Regions from separate parts of the Homo sapiens genome. Here region 2 is linked to region 1. The links are chromatin contacts, found by Hi-C or POLR2A ChIA-PET in ENCODE. All regions are on one chromosome and are shown on one strand. Each heading gives the region's core, a stretch centred on a gene start or an enhancer-like site at or near the end of the contact. The rest is flanking DNA. Distances are from core to core; before and after follow the strand shown.

What was found. Hi-C counts contacts between places; a loop is a spot of excess contacts on that map. ChIA-PET counts read pairs that join two places held with the same protein, here RNA polymerase II (POLR2A). Pooled maps may share reads with other maps.
Region 2: a loop to region 1 is called in a map of dorsolateral prefrontal cortex, with 4 times the contacts of the local background. The contact joins two enhancer-like sites. A Hi-C loop is called at or near these places in 10 of 168 maps with a recorded cell type or tissue (CD4-positive, alpha-beta memory T cell, Calu3, MCF 10A and 7 more) and 19 of 50 pooled maps. POLR2A ChIA-PET finds 5 or more read pairs at or near these places in 1 of 52 experiments (OCI-LY7).

Annotation. Positions count from the first base shown.
Region 1 is chr9:104,806,961-104,814,039 of GRCh38, forward strand. It overlaps ABCA1 (ATP binding cassette subfamily A member 1), which reads right to left. Exons shown (of 50, transcript NM_005502.4): 28 at 5,614-5,762; 29 at 3,840-3,964; 30 at 2,506-2,604. Among named protein-coding and RNA genes, the nearest start is that of NIPSNAP3B, 46 kb to the left of the region's middle. RefSeq lists an enhancer at 3,868-4,162. Within about 2 kb of position 3,936, at least 14 of the 41 ENCODE cell types and tissues checked have a DNase peak (open chromatin) inside an H3K27ac peak, as active enhancers do; they include dorsolateral prefrontal cortex, where a contact is called at or near this core.
Region 2 is chr9:105,154,464-105,161,542 of GRCh38, forward strand. It overlaps LOC105376197 (a long non-coding RNA gene), which reads left to right. Exons shown (of 4, transcript XR_930205.3): 4 at 421-478. Among named protein-coding and RNA genes, the nearest start is that of SLC44A1, 87 kb to the right of the region's middle. Within about 2 kb of position 2,873, at least 7 of the 41 ENCODE cell types and tissues checked have a DNase peak (open chromatin) inside an H3K27ac peak, as active enhancers do; they include dorsolateral prefrontal cortex, where a contact is called at or near this core.

The DNA of each region.
Region 1 (7,079 bases), core at 2,686-5,185:
AGAACAAGCTGGGCAAAAGCTTGGCAAAAAGAACATTCTGAGCAAAAGCGATGGCAAGTGCAGGTACAAAGGCCCTAGGAAGAAATGCATTTCTATTTTTTAGGAATAATAGGAAGACAGCATGGCTGGAGTAGGATAAGCTACGAAGAAGAGTAATGATAAAGGAGGAGGAGAGGAGCCAGATGAGAGAGGCCTGGGAAAGAGTCTGGATCTTATGCTCGATGTGCTGAAAAATGAGTAGAGACTGGCAAGATCCAATTTATGTTCTCAAATGAGTAGAGAATTGGGGGATGACTGGGGTGAGAATGCTCGTCACATAAAGAGCTACGCTGTCTACAAATTTTCCCTGGAGATAAGACACAAAGCCTTCAACCTCATCTCCAGCTCTGAATTACTGTGGGACATCAGCAGGTCCCCTGCTCTTTTGGGGGCTTATTTTTTCCACTGGCAAAATAAAAGTTTAAAATGATTTGATTCAACAAGTCATTTCCAGTTCCCTTCCAGTTTCAGAATTCCACAATTTAAAGTAAAGTTACAGCAATTATTTCCTTATTATTAAATATTAAATATAATTGCCAGGCACGATGGCTCATGCCTGTAATCCCAGAACTTTGGGAGGCGAAGGCGGGTGGATCACTAAGTCAGGAGTTCAAGACCATCCTGTCCAACATGGTGAAACTCCATCTCTACTAAAATTAGAAAAATTAGCCAGTGTGGTGGCACATGCTTGTAATCCCAGCTACTCAGGAGGCTGAGGTAGGAGAATCACTTGAACCTGGGAGGCAGAGGTGGCAGTGAGCCAAGATTGAGCCACTGCACTCCAGCCTGGGCAACAGAGCGAGACTCCATCTCAAAAAAAAATAAATAAATAAAATATATATATATACACACACACACACACACACACACACACACATATATATATTATAAATATATATTTTTAACTATTTCTTATTGTTTTCTTATGTATTAAAAATTCAAATGAAGTTTTCCAGATTGATCTCTAATTGTCTCCTTAAAGCACCTGAACTGACCAGAAAAGTCACACTAAGACGCGCTGCCCTCCTGAAGCTTACACTCTGAACATTCAAAAGGGGATTGGCTGAGACAAATTTAAATACAGCTGAGACATGCTCCTGTCAAATTTCCTTCAGGTCCACCATTTTTTTGCAAAACCTAAAAATTTGAATTTCAGTAAGAATTGTAAGGATAAAGGCTCTTCCTTCCAACCACCTCCGGCAGACTGTAGGTGGGGCTCAGACATCATGTTTGAACCCTCTGATGTCAGGGCCGGGCCTCTTTTGTCTCTATGGGCTGGCTCTCAGCCCAGTTCTGGCTCCTACAGAGCCTTCCTAAGCTAGCATCAATCCATGAGTTCATATGGTTCAGCTGGCCAGTGATGAATCCAGATAACTATATTATCATCTCATCTCATGCTTCTATCTTCCCTACACAACCTTCATGTGGAAAATCAAAGGCACCATGAAATCCAGATAGGCCGTGTCTGTGTCCTTCTCTATCCTTGTCATCTGGTTATTTGGGAACCAATATTAGCTGCTAGGATTTACCACCCATTATGTACTAAGTACTAACAAGTATTTAGTAACTATCCAATACTAATTAAGAACAAACAAGCACACAGTAGCTATCCATTTAGAAATCTGCTCTAGAACCTTGTATAAACAGGTTATCATGCTCACTGTTCTGTGGTGTGCAGAGTCACCTATCTTCCCATTGAAACTTGAAAGTCAAGTTTGCCCCCTCTCCAATTCTCCAGCACCTTCCCACCTTGCCATAATTTTTCAGAGATCACTGTTGTTTCATGACCTCAGCTGAGATTCTGCCTAAACCTGGAAACACTAACCCACCTCTACCAGCCTTGAGCACGGCCTCATAAGATCCTCACCTCTCCACCATCTTCACTCACAGTGATCTGGTGACCTCCCTTCCCCTACACTCACTTAAGGGTCATATGGATGCTTCACTGAATTTATTTATCCACTGCTTACTTTTTAAAAGGGGGTTTTGAAGGAAAGTACAATAAAAATATACAATTTGAGAAGAAGAAAGTGTCCCTTTTTATAAAAATTCATATGCCATCTTTTCAGATTATAAAAGCGAAGAAGCTGATAAGCAAAACCTAAAAATCATATATAATGAGAGCCTATTGAAGCACTTAAGTACAGGGGCTGGGAGAGAAAGAAAGGAAAAGCATTTCATCAGTAAGTGTAAAGTGCTATTTAAATTAAATATTAAGGTTCTAAATCAGTAAACAAATGTCTGTAATGACGTGCTTTGCACGGTGTTAGAAGACTCTCCAAACGTTTGTTCCTAGATAATTTAGTTCGGTTACTACCTTCGCTTTTTGTAAATAAAACATAATAATAATTCAAAGGGCAAATGCTGGCGGTCACAATGTGGCATGCAGTTGATAAATGCAGCATATTAGAAATCAAACCAGGCAACAAGCACAAGAAGCCTGCTTATGGCTAAAGTGGCACTCACGGGATTGGGTTTCCTTCCATACAGCGGGTCCCGAAGCCAGGGTCTTTGGTGAGGGCGTTTAAGAGTTCCAGGGTTCCCGTGTCCTCAGGAGCATCATTGCTGTGGGTACATGAGAGGCAGCCAGCTTAGTAATTCATTAAAACCAGTAATCGAGAGATAAAAATGTTTTTATAAATTAAACATTTTAGGAAGCATTTCTCTGTGACAGGCTCTTAAAACAGAAATGAACAAAACACAGAAACCACCCAGAAGGATCTCAGACTCTGGCCCTGTATTCGGCATCAGGGTGACGTAGAGCACTCCAAAGTGGAGCTTGTTTTAAATGGGCTGTATGTATAAAGGTGTGTATGTGTACACACATGTACATACACATATACATTTATATATTTTTTTTAATTTGAAGAAAATCAACTCATTAAGTATTTCAAAAGTGCTTTCACAATTATCCCTTTGGCACAGACAAGCAGGATTTTCCAAGAAAGGGCAAGAAAACTTTGTACTCTTTGCATGCACAACTAGAAAGCACAAAAATAACAGGCACAGGTCACAAACACATGCTATGTTCCACAACTACGGGCAATACAGGGTCAGCAGCCGGAAAGGAAAAAATAAAGTAAACCTGAACTATGTAAGAAGAAAATGTGGGCTTAGAGAAAAAGAGGCCAATTCACATTACATATATATATATATATATATATATATACTTTTTTTTTTTTAAATGCTTCCCTTTTGTATCACTGACACAGTTCCCCCATCTACAGGTCTACAAATCTTTCAGGACTGAAGAAAGCTCCTGCTAACAAGACCCAGAAAAATCCTTTGTCCTTTTCTTTGATTTAATGTATTGTTACAGAGTGGGGGATATTTTTATCTAAAGAACAAACACTACCTAACATCCCAAATATAACAGAATAGATAATAATTACATGAATTATACTTTGCAGAAAACAAGTCTCTGGAGGTTCTATGCTTTGACAGTGTGCCCTGTGACTCAGTTACAGAATTAAAACACAGCTCCACAAATCCAAATATTTTATAACTTAATCATGGATTTTTGCAAGGGTGGATTATTTCACCTAAAACACATGTGGCTGTTCCTGACAACAGTAGGATGAAGAGGAGAGAGGCTGAAAGGCTCAACAGAAGACTGGCCTATTATTCAGGGTTAGTTCGCTGCTGTTCTATGCATGCAGTATTAGCTTATACAGGGACCTGAGCCGCAGCAGTAAAATTCATTCCACCGTGTAATTCTGAAGTCCATTCCCTTGGCCCTCGTAAACATCTTTGGTCTGCTCGAATCTTACCCCCTCCTGGGATGTAGAAGACAAACATACCTGACAAATGTGTACTGTTCGTTGTACATCCAGGGCTGAAGTTCCAGGCTGGGGTACTTGCCAAAGGGTGGCACGATCAGGCTGAACACAAGGGCAATGCAGACAAACACAGCTGGCAAGACAATCTTTACCCAGGCAGTGGAGGGGGCAGGGGGACAGCAGGAAACGGCAAGTGTTAGAAACAAGGCCAAGGGGCAAATCCCTACGAGTCCAGCCCACCTCCCCGACCAACCAGCACGGCAATGAGGAATGCAGGGCCTATGACTGTGCTGCACCAAGGCATTCTTGGCAGCTGGGAAGCAATGGAGCCTGAAAACTAAACCTTTTCTCTGGCAACACAAGGCCAGAGGTTATGGCCACCTGGCAGAGGCACTAAGCCAAGAAGTTCACGAAGTAAATAGTGCTCACATTCAGGGTGACTCAGAACACTGGGTCCTGCCCTTCCTCCTCCTGAAGACTGAGAAAGACTACATTGGGCCATGAACCCAGGACCAGGAGCCAGAAGTCCTGAATCCTGGTTCTGTCTCTAGCACAAGTGTACCCATGTGAAGTCACGCTCCCCACTGGCCTCAGTTTTCTCATTTTAATCTGAGGTCTGAGAACACATGGCCCATTCAAATCCTACACTATAATAAAACCAACTCTACAGCAACGGCTCCAATCATGGACAACCATAGTCATTATCTCCCATGATAGTCTCAGAAAGAATAAATATCCAATTCCTTCTTCAACCTCCTAAGACTTTCTACCATATCTTCTCTGAAAAAAAAATGACTTGGGTATACTTTATAAGTTAACCCAAAACTCCTTCCATTTATTGCTGAGAAATGTATTCCTTATAACCTTAAAGATTCAAATAATGCCCCCAATTCTAATGTTCTGGGATTTCAATGCAGAAAATTAACATTGAGTGAATAATTCTGTATAACAACTACTATAATGAGAACTATCTCTATGTTGTCATTATTTATGGTTGTGTTATCAATGGTCATCATCAACAAACAAAGGTAACTGAGGATCAGAGAGACTAAGCAGCTTGCCCAAGGTCATATAGCCAATAAGTAGCAAAGTCAGGATTCAACTTGAGCTCTGTATGCTCCAAACTCCCGCTCTTAACAATATCCACATCATCAAATGAAAGACTCTCTGCAGACCTTTTCTCTATATTTCTTGATTTTATAGAGTGAAAAAATTTAACCTTTCTAACTAAGCAAGTTAGCATGCAAACACTGACATGCAGACAATAGTCTAACAAGTCTTCTCTGTTGGCCAACTATATTCTGACCTATCTTTTCTATCAGTTTGAGTTAAACATCAACTCAGAGAAAAATCATGTTTCTAATAAATTCACATGTCAAGTGCATCTGGGCATAACAACTCTCATGTTATGACAGCTGAATACACCCAACCAGTTTTTCTACACTTTGTCCTTTTTATGTTCTCCTCCAAAATAAAAATAACATATACACACACAAAACTAAGCACTTACTAATGTCAGGCCCCATTCTAAGCACCTATTCATTTTTATTTTCGTAACAACCCTGTATTGCAGGTAATATTATTATCCCCATTTTACAGATGAGGAGATTGAGGCATAGAGAAGTAACTTGCCAGCGGATACACAACTGGCAAGGAATAGAACTGGGATTGAAATACAGATAAATCTGGCTCCGGCATCCATATCTTGACCAGGATGCTATCCTGCCTTCACTGGTCACAGAGCCTGCAGCCCACCCATGAAGCCAGAGTCTCTGGCGAAAACAGCACGTCTCACCTGAGCAAAAAATCCTTTCCGACTCCGTCTGGCAATTAGCAGTCTCTTCCACAAAAGGGCCACAAACTGTTGCTGTGTAAGTTTCCAGCCTTTCACCTGGTAGGACCCTTTGCCATCCATCCCACTGAGCAAGTCTGTCTCTCTGGATTCTGCAAGAAGCCAACACTGAAGGTCACCTATTATCTTAGGTGTTTTCGGCATTGCCATGCTCCTTCTTCTGGTGTCTTCAACAACTATCTTGAAGGCATGTGTCTGAAGCTAGAAGTTTCTCAGAAGTAAAGGGCTTTCATGACAAAGCTATGTCCAAGGAAAAGCTTGACTCAAAATGTCTAACAGTAGCAGTCTCTGCCTTTCAGTCCTTGTCTGATAAGTACAGAAAAGAAAGGTGTCTTGAGACAACTGAAAAGAGGTGTTCATGCGTAACCAGGTGTTACAGCCAGCCATTCGGATGAATCAAGTCATCAATTTCTTATAGACTACTCTATGAAACAGGCCATGTACGTAGCTTGACATATTTGAGAATACACAATGGCAATTAGCATCTCAGCTTCTCACCCTATTATATTTTGGTAAAACGTGGACACATTTCAAATGATCTAAGTACTGATACTGTATGAAGTCAGGCAGTTATATATAATGTAAGAGCCATACACTCTTTGAGCAGGGGTGAGAGAACTGGAAAGTTTTCTGTTCCTAAAAATTTTCTAGAAATCCTTGTCCTAAACTAATGATACCTAACTGATGTGCTTTTACATCTTAACAATATTTGTTTGATGTCTTAGCTCTCCTCTCCATCTCAGTTAAACACACAAAGACACACTCATCCAAAATATCTAATTCTTTTTTTTTCTTTTTTGAGATGGAGTTTTCACTCTTGTTGCCCAGTCTGGAGTGCAATGGCGCAACCGTGGCTGACTGCAACCTCTGCCTCCTGGGTTCAAGCGATTCTCCTGCCTCAGCCTCCCAAGTAGCTGGGATGACAGGCATGTGCCACCACACTCGGCTAATTTTTTGTATTTAGTAGAGACGGGGTTTCACCTTGTTGGTCAGACTGGTCTCAAACTCCTGACCTCAGGTGATCTACCCACCTCAGCCTCTCAAAGCGCTGGGATTACTGGCATGAGCCACCATGCCCAGCCTCAAATATCTAAGTCTTAGGGTACAATTAACTCTAACAGCAAATTCCCCTTTCTGACTCTTTCAAAATCACTCATCTACTCGAATGAATATTTGTTCAACAATTAAACACCTAATGTATACAAGAAACTAGGACCCCGCAGAAAAGATAATAAATACATGGGTTCAGAGGATTGAGGCACCATCTTTATGTCTTTAAAGGAAGTGATATGGATAGGCTCTTTCAGGTTTGATCACATGCACGATGCTGCAAAGAACAAGTGGCTTTTACCATTTCCTCACTTCTCTTTGGACTCTGTAGGGATCTATCACCTTGGCTAAAGGCCATC
Region 2 (7,079 bases), core at 1,623-4,122, 350 kb after region 1:
GGATTTCGCCCTGTTGGCCAGACTGCTCTTGAACTCCTGGCCTCAAGTGATCCACCTACCTCGGCCTTCCAAAGTGCTGGGATTACAGGTGTGAGCCACCATGCCTGGCCTACCTTTTACTCCTCTCTTTGTTTCCAAATGGATTTACAGTGGCTTAAAAAGTTACCTACAATTAAGTAAATAAATTTAAAACAAACATGTAAAAATTTTACAGCAAAAGGAAACAAAAATATTTAAAAATACAGTAAACAAGGAGTGAGTTACAGCATCTCATACACAGTAGCCGTACAATTAAATGTTAGTTGTTGGTAGTAATACTTTGCACTAATAACATTAGTCATCACTGTTGATGTCATCATGTTTTCTGGCACATTTTATGTTTCACTGTCTTTATTTATGTTCCCTCTCTTGTTCACCTAGATCCTCCAGCCAGTCTGCAAGCTCTTCCAGGCAGGATTCTGCTTCTTTCATTCTTTTATCCCCAGCACAGAGTGCAGTCCCTGACACGTAGCAAGCATCCAGTACATGGGGAAGTGGAAGTGGGAAAAGAGAAGCAGCAGGACCAACCAGCCAAGTTTTGTGGTATTAGCACTCTGGAAAAGGAAACTGACTAGGACCTTCATGTAATAGTGGGAGCTTGGAGAGGAAGTGAGGAGGGAGGAAAATACAGCAACCCTTGCAGAAAAGGTGTACCTAACCCAGCTAGGGCAAAAGGGTAAAAGGGGTACTGCAGGCTGCTGCTAATCAGGGGAAAATGAGGAAGGTGAACATTCAGCTGAGGAAATGGTAGGAGTTTAGCCCGTTCCTGGAAAAGCAAGAAATGGAGCACGATACTAAGACCCCAGAAGAGAAAGACCTCCAGCACAGGAGATTCAGCTGAAGACTCTTTGCTCCTCTGATGACTGAAAATGGACCAGGGAGCATGTGAAAGACTGGCATTGGAGGAGACTCTCAGCTGGTATATGCTATCTATACTTTTGGTCTGTTGCTGTCTGTTCACTGAAACTCTTTGCATACACTCATCTGAAGGCTGAAGGGAGATAACACACTGGGTCAGAGATGTATTTTCCCCAGCAGAGTAAATCTCCAACTCCACAGGCAAGAGATCTGGCCCACTCCAGTCAGATCACCCACACCCTCTACAAAGCTGCATTTCTGTGGGCAACCGTGTGAGTCCTTAGTAGAATTCACAGGAATATATTGCATTATTTAATGTGTTAATCATCAAAACTGCACAGATTCTATAGAACTTATTTTAGAAATACAGATAAAATATGTATAAGTTAAGAGAAACAATGTCTGGGATTTCTTTCAAAATAATCTAGCCCAGGGCCCAGGCACGATAGCTCACACCTGTAACCCCATCACCTTGGGAGGTCAAGGAGAAAGGATTGCTTGAGGCCAGACCTGGGAAACATTGTGAGAGCCTGTCTCTAGGAAAAATTTAAAAATGAGCCAAGTGTGGTGGCATCTGCCTGTAGTCCCACTACTCAGGAGGCTGAGGTGGGAGGATGGCTTGAGCCTGGTGAGGTCGAGGCTGCAGCAAGCCATGATCGTACCACTGCACTCCAGCCTGGGAGACAGAGTGAGACCCTATCTCAAATAATAACAGTAATCATCATCATCATCAACATCATCTAGACTAGAGAGGAGAAAAGTCAGCATGCATTGATGAAACAAGATTCGCCATGTATTGATAATTTTTGAAGCTGGGTGTGGATACATCAGGTTTGTTATAAAGTTCTTCCTACTTTTTTGTATATGCTTTACATTTTTCATAATAAAATGTTAATAAAAAATAGTTTTCGCGGGGCCCAGTGGCTCACGCCTATAATCCCAGCACTTTGGGAGGCCGAGGTGGGCAGATCACCTGAGGTCAGGAGTTTGAGACCAGCCTGGCCAACGTGGTGAAACTCTGTCTCTACTAAAAATACAAAAATTAGCTGGGTGTGGTGGCTCATGCCTGTAATCCCAGCTACTCGGGAGGCTGAGGCAGGAGAATCGCTTGAACCCGGGAGGCAGAGGTTGCAGTGGGCCAAGATCATGCCACTGCACTCCAGCCTGGGCAACAGAGTGAGACTCCATCTGGAAAAAAAAAAAAAAAAAAAAAAAAAAAAAAGAGTTAAGTGCTGACCCAGGCCTTCAGGTAGCCCAGGATTATATTTTATGAGGCATATATTTACCCATGTGTTTTTTTTAGAATTATGCTTCATCAACTTGATAAGATCAATTATTCAGGGGTACTCTATCATCCTTCTGCTTGGTCTCTTTGAATAGTGGGATTACTGGTTATTATTTTTTCTTTTTTATACTTTTCTGTATTTTCAGAATTTTTTAAATGAGTGTCTATTGCCTTTATAGTTAGGAAAATCAATAAAGCTATTTATTATCAATGTGGACTCATGTATTTTTAATTTATAAAATGGATTATCACATTATGCATTATAATAAACCTATTTGAAATTTTACATGTGACAGGAGAGTATTTATTTCTACCCCACAAAGAGTAACAAAATAATACATAAAAATAAGAAGTTTGGATTGTCCAAACAGTAGCCATTAAGAAGAGAATGTACTTTATGTTAAGGATGCTTCTCCCTAAGAGGCAAGCCAGTTAAATGAAAAAAGTAGAATCCTGGATAAATATAGAAAATGTTTGCAGAAGGAAATTTTATTTCATTGCCTCAGTCCTAAACGGCATTAGCAAATACTGCAAAGTAATGAAGGAGGTCATTAAGAAGGAACTAGAAACGCCTTCCAATGTTATGGAAGAAATTCTGACATCTTAATTATATTCTGCCACCTAGTGACAAAGGAAGATTAACATACTTGCTTAGCCCGGCTACAACAGCAGAGAGGCCTGCCCTCCATCATCTGGACACCAGAGCCATGGCCTGACTGCCAGGGCAAGCCTGATCCTACAAGCGCTTGGTGCACAGCATCCTCTCTCTGCTTCTGCTCACAACTCTGGGAGACACTGCAAATATGGTCAAAAGCCACGGAGCTGTTCAGTCTGTGGCTGACAGACTTCCTATGGAGCCAGGTCTACCCTCTGCCACTCAGCACAGTGCACTGGGAACTTTGCTGTCTCCTGCCTGTTGCTAAGGACTTCCAGGGAGAAACAAATTACGAGACTAAAAAGGCATGGCTCACATTGGGCAATTTCATCCCTAACTTCCACTGGACTTAAAAAGAGGAATAAATACAGTGATCCCCTTACCCTGAAATGGGATAACTTTTTTATTTTTATTTTTATTTTTTTTTTTTTGAGACAGAGTCTCGTTCTGTCGCCCAGGCTAGAGTGCAGTGGCGCGCTTTTGGCTCACTGCAACCTCCGCCTCCTGGGTTCAAGCAATTCTCCTGTCTCAGCCTCCAGAGTAGCTGAGACTACAGGTGCACATCATCACACCTGGCTAATTTTTATATTTTTAGTAGAGACGGGGTTTCTCCATATTGGTCAGACTGCTCTGGAACTCCTGATCCCAGGTGATCCAACTCGCCTAGGCCTCCCAAAGTGCTGGGATTACAGGCTTGAGCCACCGTGCACGGCCTGGCATAACTTTTATGCACAAATCTTTGCGATTACACGAGGTGATAGGCACAAAAACTATTGATTCCCCCAATATAAATTGGGGAAGGAGTGGATGTTCTCAAAGCGCATTCGGGGCAGCCACACACCACCTGGAAGAAGCTTCGGGTCTCGTGGATGTGGCCCAAGTGAAGTGGTGGCCCATCATGCATTGCGATGGTGGGTAGGCGGGTAGGGGCGGGGCTAGGGCCGGAAGTAGAACTGTGGCCTCCATGGCCACTTGGGACCCCAGAGGTTCTATGCAAGAAACATAGACTCACCGTGATTCTTTTTTTTCTTTTCTTTTCTTTTGTTTTCTTTTCTTTTCTTTTCTTTCTTGTTTTGTTTTTTTGAGGCGGAGTTTCACTCTTGGTTGCCCAAGCTAGAGTGCAATGGCATGATCTCGGCTCACTGCAACTTCCACCTCCCAGGTTCAGGTGATTCTCCTGCCTCAGCCTTCCGAGTAGCTGGGATTACAAGCATCTGCCACCATGCCCAGCGAATTTTTGTACGTTTAGTAGAGATGGGGTTTCGCCATGTTGACCAGGCTGGTCTTGAACTCCTGATCTCAGGTGATCTGCCCGCTTCTGCCTCCCAAAGTGCTGTGATTACAGGCGTGAGCCTGCCTCCCAAAGTGCTGTGATTACAGGCATGAGCCATTGTGCCCCGCCCACTATGATTCTTTAGAGGCTCTTTGGGGTCTCCTCTGTGCTTCTGTCAGCAGTTTCAGTCCATTTTCCCAAGAACATTGGTGATAACAGCAGTGACATTTAATAAGGAAATTGATCCTGTGTAGAAACTTCATGGACAAGATTAGAGAATACAAATCTAAGTGACTGGCATCTGTAGGACCTTTTGATATTGGCCCACCTTTTCATATTGGCCCAATGTGTCAGCAAGAGCTGGAGAGGAAGCTTTTAAAGCTTGAGCAGATGGCTCATGGCATCAGAATAAATCTTCCGTGAAAGCAATGTCTGAGACGGGGCTAAACTAATAGTCTAAGTCAGGGATCAGTGAACTATCAGCCTGCTTTGTAAATAAAGTTTTATTGGAGCACAGCCGTGCTCATTTATTTAAATATTGTCCTATGGATGTCTTCACACTATAACGACAGACATAAGTAGTTGCAACAGAGACCGTGTGGTCTGAGAAGCCTAAAATATTTACTCTCTGGCCCTTTATAGAAAAAGTTTGCCAATTCATGGTCTGTATGAATTACCCAGGGAGAACATGGCTTTCAGTCTTCCAAAAACATCCATTCCTCCAGCTGGCTTCTAATAAGAATTACAGATGATATAGTGATGAAGTCCTAAGAATTCACTTTTTGGTTTAGAAGCTGATAAACTGGTACTCTTAAAAAAAAAAAAAAAAAAGAGAAAGAAAGAAAACAAAAGGAAGTCCAAACTTATAATGTTTGCCAGTTTCCATGGTGTAAATCAGGAGTTCTTAACCTCCACACCATTGGTGTTTGGAGCCAGATAATTCTTTTTTAGACGGAGTCTCTTTCTGTTGCCAGGCTGGAGTACAGTGGTGTGATACCGGCTCACTGCAGCCTCTGACTCCCCGGTTCAAGTGATTCTCTTGCCTCAGTCTCCCGAGTAGCTAGGATTACAGGGATACGCCACCACGTCCAGCTAATTTTTGTATTTTTAGTAGAGCCAGGGTTTCACCATGTTGGCCAAGATGGTCTCCATCTCCTGACCTTGTGATCCGCCCACCTCGGCCTCCCAAAGTGCTGGGATTACAGGTGTGAGCCACAGCACCTGGCCTGGAGCCAGATAATTCTTACGAAGCACTGGCCTTTAAAGAATATTGAGTAGCATCCCTGGCTTCTACCCACTAGATGTCAGTAGCAACCCCCCAGTTATGACAACAAAATATTAATATGTCTCTAGAGATTGTCAAATGTGCCCTAGGGGGCAAAATCTTTCTCATTGAGAATCACTGGTGTAAATACTCCTGCTATAACCAATTTCAAGCTAGTAACTTGACATCAGTGAACATGGATGTGGAGAAAGGTGCACACAGTCTAACAAACCAGTAAGAACCATCTCCAGTGCTGTGTGAGAACATACTTGCACAGGTAGTGATGTTGTTGCCCTATTTTTAAAATTGAGGTGCCTAACCAGGATCCACATAGAAATTAATCTGCTGGCAAGGTTAATTTTTTTCTTCAGGAAGTGGGCTGAATCTCTCTGCACAAAGTTATATACCATAAAGCATGGTTGAGATTACTATGAACTAAAAAATATCCAAAGCAAATATCAACATTTACCCCAATGGTATTTAAAACTCTCAATAATATATCAACAAATCCTATGGCTTTCCAGTGGATTTGACAGGATGAATGAGTCTCAAGGAAATTGAATGACTGTACTTGTTAGATGGATTTGGGTTCTGTTTTGTTGTGATTGTTGTTTTGTGGGGGATTTTGTTATTTAAGTCAAATGAATTTGGGGAAATATCTGCCAATAATTATGATATTATCTTTGGAAGACTTTGCATTAAAAGTACTGACAATGGTTAATTACTCAGAACCAATTACTAGGGACATTCTTGGGCCATGACATTAAAACCATTTCATCAGCACCCAGGAGGACATTTACCCTCCTGTTCCAGGACAGCAGCCATCTATTTTTATCTACAGTTTCAGTTGATTAAGCTATAACACTATTTCTATCAATCCTGAATTCTTGAGGGGCATTAAAATGCAAGTTTTGTAGGAGCATCAATAATGCAGTGTCTCTACTGAACTCGTGCTACTTAGAGTGACAGGCCAATAGCAGGTCAATAAAGGCTACAGTCATATTTTTCTTGCCAGATTTCTGCACAAGATCATTCCACACAATGACCAATGTTGTTACCACTTCTGGGTTTCCTTTCCCCTTACTAGTTGTGGCCTCCCTGGACACCACACACATACACACACACACACACACACACACACACACACAGAGTCATCCACAAATTTGAGCTTCACCTCCAGGGTCTCACCTGATTATTTTACCTTCATATAGGATGTTGGCATCTTGTGACATGTTAACACCCACTCATAAGAATTGCAAAAGTTCCCAGATGATCTAGATGCTCCCAAAATCTTGGCACCAAGGTATTACTTAAATATGCAGGACTTCTACAGTGAGCGGCAATAAACAAGTACCAAAATCTATATATCAAATTTGGGACAAATAAAGAATTCCAGCTTGAATTACTCAGACAGTACAACTACCAGAAATAGAGAAATTCTAATTATCATAAGGTGACCTTATGCAGTGATTTTACACACACACACACACACACACACACACACAATGATATAAAAGTTATAAATGCACTATAGCTTAGCATATGATTGTAAACCTCTGACCTTTAAATTGAGTAAAATTTACCCCCAATCCTTTGAAAATCTTCGCATACTTCATCTTCAACAAATAATACAGTAAATGTGCATAAAGACCATTTGCTCTACATGTAAAATTCTGACCTAGAAACCCAGACAAACAGTTTTTTA